Regions from separate parts of the Homo sapiens genome. Here region 1 is linked to region 2. A link is a loop called in an ENCODE intact Hi-C map of the cell type or tissue named here. Cell type or tissue: heart right ventricle. All regions are shown on one strand. Links, peaks and the distances in the headings refer to the core of each region. The heading gives the core; the rest is flanking DNA. Region 1 has its middle 240 kb from the start of FIGN. Region 2 has its middle 9.1 kb from the start of FIGN.

Region 1 (4,405 bases), core at 239-4,238, 250 kb after region 2:
CTTGCGCTTCCTGAGTGAGGTGACGCTCCACCCTGCTTTGGCTCGCCCTTTGGCTGCACCCACTCTCTGGCCAGTCCCAGTGAGATGAGCTGGGTACCTTAGTTGGAAATGCAGAGATCACTTGCCTTCTGGGTTGATCTTGATGGGAGCTGCAGACTAGAGCTGCTCCTATTCAGAGATCTTGCCAGCCAATCTGTTGTTCCCTTTTCTGTGTCCATGTGTTCTAATTGTTCAGCTCCCACTTATAAGTGAGAACATGCAGTGTTTGGTTTTCTGTTCCTGCATTAGTTTGCTGAGGATAATGGCTTCCAGCTCCATCCATGTTCCTGCAAAGGACATGATCTTTCTCCTTTTTATGGCTGCATAGTATTCCATGGTGTATATGTGACACATTTTCTTTTTAAAATCCAGCCTATGATTGAAAGGCATGTGGGTTGATCTCATGTCTTTGCTATTGGGAATAGTGCTGCAGTGAACATATGCATGCATGTATTTTTATAATAGAATGATATATATTCCTTTGGGTGTATATGCAGTAATGGGATTGCTGGGTCAAATGGTATTTCTGGTTCTAAGTCTTTGAGGAAGTACAACACTGTCTTCCACAATGGTGAACTAATTTACACTCCCACCGATAGTGTGAAAGCATTCCTACTTCTCCACAGCCTTGCCAGCATCCGTTGTTTTTTGACTTTTTAATAATCACCATTCTGACTGGCATGAGATGGCAAATCACTGTGATTTTAATTTGCATTTATCTAATGATCAGTGATGTTGAGCTTTTTTTCATATGTTTTTGGTCACATAAATGTCTTCTTGAGAAGTGTCTCTTCATGTCCTTTGCCCACTTTTAAATTTTTTTTTTTTTTTTTGTAAATTTGTTTAAGTTCCTTGTAGATTCTGGATATTAGACCTTTGTCAGTTGTATAGATTGCAAAAATGTTCTCCCATTCTGTAGAATGTCTGTTCACTCTGACGATCGTTTCTTTTACTGTGCAGAAGCTATTTAATGTAATTAGATCCCATTTGTCAATTCTTCCTTTTGTTGCAGTTGCTTTTGACATTTTCATCATGAAACCTTTACCTGTGCCCATATCCTGAATGGTATTGCCTAGATTTTCTTCTAGGGTTTTTATACTTTTCTGTTTTAAATTTAAGTCTTTAATCCATCTTGAGTTAAATTTTGTATAAGGTGTAAGGGAATGGTCCAGTTTCAATGTTCTGCGTATGGCTAGCCAGTTTTACCAGCATCGTTTATTAAATAGGGAATCATTTTCCCATTGCTTGTTTTTGTCAGGTGGGTCAAAGATCAGATGGTTGTAGATGTGTGGTCTTATTTCTGAGATCTCTATTCTGTTGCATTGGTCTATGTGTCTGTTTTTATACCAGTATCATGCTGTTTTGGTTACTGTAGGCTTGTAGTACAGTTTGAAGTCGGGTAGCCTGATGCCTCAAGCTTTGTTTAGGATTGTCTTGGCTATACAGGTTCTTTTTTTGGTTCTACATGAATTCTAAAGTAGTGTTTTCTAATTCTATGAAGACTGTCAATGGTAGTTTAATGGTAATAGCATTGAATCTACAAATTACTTTGGGCAGTATGGCAATTTTCACGGTGTTGGTTATTTCTATCTATGAGCATGGAATGTTTTTCCATTTGTTTGTGTCCTCTTTGATTTCCTTGACCAGTGGTTTGTAGTTCTCTTTGAAGAGGTCCTTCACTTCCCTTGTTAGCTGTATTCCTAGGTATTTTATTCTCTTTCTAGCAATTGTGAATGGAAGTTCATTTATGATTTGGCTCTTTGCTTGTTTATTGTTGGTGTATAGGAATGCTTCTAATTTTTGCAGATTGATTTTGTATCCTGAGACTTTGCTGAAGTTGCTTATCAGCTTAATTTGCATTTAAGCTGAGATGATGGGGTTTTCTAGATATAGGATCATGTCATCTGCAAACAGATGGTTTGACTTCCTCTCTTCCCATTTGAATACCCTTATTTCTTTCTCTTGCTGATTGCCCTGGCCAGAACTTCCAATACTATGTTGAATAGGAGTGGTAAGAGAGGGCAACCTTGTTTTGTGCTGGTTGTCTTTAATTTTTTAGGTGTTCTGTTTATAACTGTCTAACTTCTAACAATTTCTTTTACATTAGTAATCAGTATAATAATGTAAGCATTATGAGGACAGGAATTTTTGTCTGCTTTGTTCACTGATGTATTCTCAGTGCTTAAATAGTGTCAGCACATAGTAGGTACACAATAAATATTTGTTAAATAAAAACTGTATTAGTCCATTATGCTGCTATGAAGAAATACCTGAGACTGGGTAATTTATAAAGAAAACAGGTTTAATTGACTCGCAGTTCTGCATGGCCAAGGAGACCTCAGGAAACTTATAATCATGGCAGAAGGCATCTCTTCACAGGGTGGCAGGAGAGAGAATGAAAGCCAGGCAAAGGGGGAAACCCCTTATAAAACCATTAGTTCTTGTGAGAACTCACTCACTATTAAGAGAACAGCATGGAGGAAACTGCCGATGATTCAATTATCTTTGCCTGATCCCACCCTTGACATGTGGGGATTATTAGAATTCAAGGTGAGATTTGGGTAGGGACACAGAGCGAAATCATATCAAATACATTTAAAAATTGTCTCCAAATCGATTATTTTTTTTTTAAAAAGAAGTGTTTTGCAACCTAGAGTGCAGTTGTTAGTAAAAGTAATTTAAATAGGAGAGACGTTTTCTTTCTGAATGAGTTTTTTTTCTTTTCTAAAAATTTGATACACAATATTTGATGTTTGGACATTTTTGGTTGTTTCAACATATAGTTTTCAAAATAAAGAAGAAACAATATTTATTTTAGGTAACTATAATGTTACCTAAAAGAAAGTTAGGGACTCTGCTTCCTTCTTATTTATGTGCCTCTCCCATTGTTACATTGTTTGCAGATAAGAAAAATACAGAAATTACATTTCCCCCTGCTTTTCCCAACTTTTCAGCTTCACTGATTATTCTTTCTCCCCCTTTCCTCATTCCAGTGCCCACTTATGCCTTCTCTTTTCTGATCGTGTGCTTCCCCCTCCATACAATCAAAATGCATTTGACATGAATGATGAAAAATATAACTAAGGGGGTGAGGGTGGGTCAGGTACCTGGGGACCTGAACCCAGGTCACCATCTTTACACTGCAGTCTGTGTTTCTGGATTTACACAGGTGAAATGTTGACCTAGAAGTACAGCGTGTGGAACAAACTACTACAGCTTTAAGCTGTGAAGGTTTATCAAAAAAGAGCAGAAACAAAGGCAAGCAGATGGCTGAAGATGAAGGTCACATCAGATTGAGAAGTTTGTCAAAATGTGATGACATAGGTAATCTGTAAACTGTTATTGCGCCTAGCTGGAGGTGCTGAAAAACATTTTGAAATTACAAAAAACACTGGAGTCGCCAGCACAGAGGCAGGAATGATAGCCTGGAGTGGTTCTGGTCTATGGATGAATGCCAGATGTGGAAAGCGACATATCTGGAATTAATGATATTAAACATGCTTTTCTTTTATGCTCAATAATAACTCTATTATGATTGATACAAACCGCAGACACTTTATCTAGTACAAATGGAATCGTCTGTCATTGACTATATTAAATCATCAATTTCTGCATGATGAGGATCGTTTAGGGTAACTAATCATCTGTCTCGTTCTGAAGTCTTTAAGGCTCATCAGATAACGTTTTGAATACTGCCTGAGCAACCATGACAATCTAACCCTTCCATGTAAGGATTGAGAGGGGCCCATTATGCCGTCAAAGCCTGTGGAAATATCACAGCTCTTTCTCTACATAATACCCTGCTGTAAATAAATCACTCTCCACCACAAACTTTATTGATCACAAGCACTTCCATGCTTGTGTCTAGTGAAGTCTCTACAGAATAAAATGCTGCTTTATATTTTGTCTTGTCAAAATATTAAACGGCTCTGTCAAGCGGAGTCAGGGTAGCAGTGATGGTGTAATTCTGCTGTAGCCCTTCTCATTCCCTCCTTCTATCTCAGCTGCCAAGCTTACAAAGCAGGATTTTATTTTTATAAACTTTCCAATTATAGTCTCGTAAGATTATGAAGCCTTAAGATAAAGTGTCCTAATTTAGAGCAGTGGAGTACTGAACTCCTAGGAAAGCGACTGTTAGATAAAACAGCATTTCTCACAAGGAAAAAGATAACCTGGCTTATTTATATACACAACTTTAATGGGCAGTGGGAGTTAGGCTGAAAAAAATCTCTTTCATTTTACCTCGCAAAATGGAGGGAGGGTAGAATCTAAATGAATTTGCACTAAAGTGCTTATTAGTCATACTTAGGAAATTATGTGTTATGATCTAAACCAGCTTATGGGGGGCAGATGGGAAGACTGAGTT
Region 2 (4,405 bases), core at 122-4,121:
TAAGGCTTAGCCATAAGTATGGGTTGCCCTCTTCCCCATCCTCTCTTTTTAAAGAAGCCTGTGTTAATTATAATGCCACTTGGGAATAGAAACAATGAGTTAGTAAGATGCCTTCAGGATTAGATCTGATGACAGATTCTCTGAGGTCAGACACCGAGCATGGTGTGGAAAAATATCCAAAAGATTATGAAGCTCCTAAGAGGGATGCAGAAAGGCTGAAAGAATTTCATTGGACTAGGATAAACATGCATTCGTATCCACGGGACACGCTGACTGGATGCATTTTGGATCATACAAGCTGAAGACCCACATGGTAGGACCATGGATACCTACTGCACATGTATCTGAGACAGAAGTTCAAGCGCCATGCCTGAGCCAAGTGAGTTACACCTCAGTGAAGACAGAATATGGCTGTGAACCACAAGCCTTCTTGTCAAAAACAGGATCTAGAGTACCCATCAAAAGAAAAGAATGGTAAGAGGAGATTCCAAAATTAACTGAATGTGTCTCCAAAGAAGACTGAGAACTAAAAAAAAAAAAAACTGAGAGGACCTTGAACTATCTAGGTTTCTGTTTTGACTACTAACAGCTGCTGGAGAGCTAAAGTTGGTGTTTATATTTTTTTGTCCTCAGATACTCTATTCATTGTGACACATAGCCAACAATATAGACAATATTATAATGACAAGAGTAGATATAATGCATGTTTAACTATGGCAAACATCAAGGATGCTTCTGTGATAGATGGAAGGGAGAATAAGGAAAGAAAGTTATTGCTCTGTCAGAAGAGGTACAAATAGCCTTCATTAAACAAGGGCTGACATGAGCATGCTGTGCAACTGTGTAGCTTTAAGCAGTATAGTTATGGTAATTAAAAGAATGATTTCTATTTTTAAAACAATATTTATAGGTAGATGTTTATTAAAGTTGAAGCCATGTTTCTATACATACATTTTAAATTATTCATGATTTATATGACTCTCCTCCCGTACCTCCTCCTCTTCGTCCTTTCCTTCTAGAAGGTAAACATTGGCAATGGCCCTATAAAAATGATTTGAAGTGAAAGCTGCCATAATTTTTTATCACTGTCTTATCAATACAGTGATGTGACATTTTATAAGTTTAAGTTCAGTATCATCACAGGTAAAGTTAAGTCTTTATTTAAAATTTCCAGAATCAATAACTGAGCCTGGTAACATGGCCCAATATTTCAGTTCTTTTCTGGTGCAACATTGCCTATACCATATCCTTTCTGCTGCATTTTAAAATATTATTTCTTATCTCCAAGGAGCTAAAAATGGCTAGCTGGAGTATCAGGAAATACCTTGCTTTTTCCTCTTTAGCTGTTTCTTCTTCAGGTAGACTTAACTCCATTCATTCATTTAGTCATTCATTATTGTGTCTACCATATATGCCAGTTCAAATGATTTATTATTTTAATTTTTTGAAAGTTTATGTTGAAATATTTATTTTACTATTATATGTGGCCAGAGTCTCTATGATTTGCTTAAATTGGAAGCATTTAAACACTTTAATCAATTTTGAGAGTAATAGTTTCCACATCCCAAGGTCCTGATTGCTTCTGAAATGATGGGCTCATAGCTATGCTATGAGCCACAGAAACATGCAAAGTAGGTTCTCAAAATTAAGATATAAATTAGATTATTAAAAAAGCTCAGAGCTAGACAGTGGGCTAAAAAGTATTATGAGTATTCTGATAGGCTCTATTTGTTACTCAGATGCAAGTCGAATGGTACAATCATTTTCATGGTGTGGTGCAACAATTCCAGAGGGTAACATTCACAACAACCATGGCAAAAATGGAATTCCTGGTATTATGCATAATAATGATTCTACACAGCCATTCTGCAAACTCCACCACTACCACTTCCACCACCTCTGTCCCTTCTTTCGTCAAATATATTTGTGTGCTTACTAATAGGTGATCCCTTTCCCAGTATTCATCAGGCCAGTCTTGGTGGTCTCACTCCCCTTGCCATCACAGTTTAAAAATGTGACCCAACAAGGGTGAGAATAAATCCCCTGATGGCTTCTGGATAATGGTTTCCCTTACAAAAAAAGAGACATAGAGCAAGACAACACTCCTCTTCTTCCATTGGATGTAGTCTTGTCTCATGTGATGTTTGAAGCTGTTGCACCCATAATGTGGAGTAAAAATCACCAAAATATTCAAGATAGTAGAAAAGAAACCCAGGAACTTCCCTACCCTTATATTTTTATTGAGAGATAAATAAACCCCTTAGTTCTTGAGCTACTGTTAGTTTCTCCTTCTCTTACTTGCAACCAAAAGCATCCTTAATGAAAGCCACGAATTTGGCTACTGCATTTATGAGTATGGAAATGAAAAAGAATTGTGTTACTTCTTGTCATATCTTCTGACCAGAAAATACAAAATGAAACAAAACAAATCCAACCTTCTGGTGTTTCCACCAGTCTCACTATGGGACTGCAAGTCACTGCCTCTTGGTTTACAAAGGACATAATTAACATTTGGTGTTTACCAGTTGTTTTGGGGAGGTGGAGAAACAGTAGTAAATAAATTAACTTGGTTTTTAAAAATTAATTGGCTGTGATACTTGGGAGATCACAATATAGTATGGACTCCTAAAACACAGTTGATCCACTTGGTAATTCTGTGTGGATCTAGGGATTTATTTTTCTGTACCTGTATAACTGCCTTTCTCAATACCTGAGGCTCTCTTCACCTCTCTTTACCCAGATAGTTGGAAATCTGATTGTTGTGAGTATGACACCTGTGCGTATGACTCCACATGGAAAAAAAAAAAAGATAATATTTAGAAAGTGCAGCCAGATTTCTCAGAGGTGATACAGCCCAGACCTTGTCACTTTTGGAAATGATAATAATAAACACACTCGAAGCAGGGCACTTATTTTTATTTATTTATTTCATAATTTCAACTTTCATTTTAGATTCAGGAGCTACATGTGCAGGTTTGTTACATGGTTATATTTCATGATGCTGAGGTTTGGGATACAAATGATGCTGTCACCCAGGTAGTGAGCATAGTCCCTAACATTTAGTTTTTCAACCTTGCCCCTTTCCCGTCCTCCTCCTCTTATAGTCCCCTGCATCTATTATTGCCATATTTATGTCCATGAGTTCCCCATGTTTAGCTCCTACTTATAACTGACTACATATAGTATTTGGTTTTCTGTTCAGCAGGGCATGTTAGATAGCAGACAGATTGTACTTAAATATGCCTTTTTCTGATTACCTGTAAACCTATGCTAATGAGGATGGACGCCTAACACTGCAATCTATTTGTTTGTTTAATTTAGGTTGAGAGTCATTATTCCTATCTGTTGCCAACTAATAGGAAAGAGTACAAAAAAGGAGAACTTTTCAGTTATAAGGCTCAAGTCAACCAACATCAGGTCACTTGATAATGGTAGACCTGGCAGGGGTCCAAGGCAGGGGATCCTTCAAATATATTGTGGATGTCTTCACTCCTGTGATGGCTGTGAACTGTGGTGGAGCATCTATGTATCAGCAAGAAGGAGAGAAGAAAAGCATCAAAAAAGAGAAAGTGAATGGATATTACTTTCTTGGAAAAAAACACAGTATTTAGTGTTCTCAAAAGGAGAATTTTATTTTTCTTGTTTTAAATAATAATAATAAAAAAACCCGCATGGCTTGTGGCCTTAAGGAGAGAAGCACAGGTACAAGGCTGCTTTTGTACTCTATTAAGGTTGAGATTAAAGTCCCTACTGATAAACTGAACATTCTTTAAAAGTGACCAGAAGCAAACAGTGTCTGTTTGCTGCTACTTTATTACAAAGACACCACTGAGAATAGCTAAGAATATACTATTTGATCTTTAACAGGTTGACCAAATGATTGCAGTTGGCTCCAGTACATGAGATGCTTTCTGCAAATTATTGTTTCTAGTTATAAACCTTTATAATATCTCAGAATGAATTATGTATGTATTTCATGTTTTCTTTTCTGTTATCAGCCTTGATGTTCTCATTTCAAGTTTCACCCTAGCCTCCTAATAATGCAATATTGAGGCCATTCAGACACTAATTATGCCTCCGTGGCTTTTTTGAAATGACTAAATCAGCATCAGTTCTATAATTATCATTAGCAAGTTTGCATCAGTGGCTCACATCACTTGAAAAGCTCAACTTAAATGATTTGTGAATGTACTCATCTGATACATTGAACACTCTCCATAGATACAAACAGGTGCTTGCATATTGCTTTATGTAAAATGGAAAGTCTGCACATGCATATTGTATGAAATACATTTTCAATTCAATATTAAAATATTATTTCCATACTTGAAATATTAAGCTATATAGAGACACCCAAGATACCTGTGCTTTAAAAGCTCAGTTGGGGTGAGCAGTGTAAGGAAAT

Evidence for each region. A loop is a pair of places that touch in the nucleus more often than their neighbours do. Peaks named below come from ENCODE experiments on the same cell type or tissue, not always from the same donor. Only the 100,000 strongest peaks of a DNase experiment are listed, where the experiment ranks them.
Region 1: it touches region 2 in a loop (2.4-fold over the local background); 3 of 110 quality-filtered maps call a loop at or near these places.

What each region holds. Positions count from the first base shown.
Region 1 is chr2:163,493,172-163,497,576 of GRCh38, reverse strand. No RefSeq gene overlaps it. Among named protein-coding and RNA genes, the nearest start is that of FIGN, 240 kb to the left of the region's middle. In heart right ventricle, for the core only: no CTCF peak of the experiment used is centred there; no DNase peak of the experiment used is centred there; H3K27ac peaks cover 557 bases.
Region 2 is chr2:163,742,883-163,747,287 of GRCh38, reverse strand. No RefSeq gene overlaps it. Among named protein-coding and RNA genes, the nearest start is that of FIGN, 9.1 kb to the right of the region's middle. In heart right ventricle, for the core only: no CTCF peak of the experiment used is centred there; no DNase peak of the experiment used is centred there.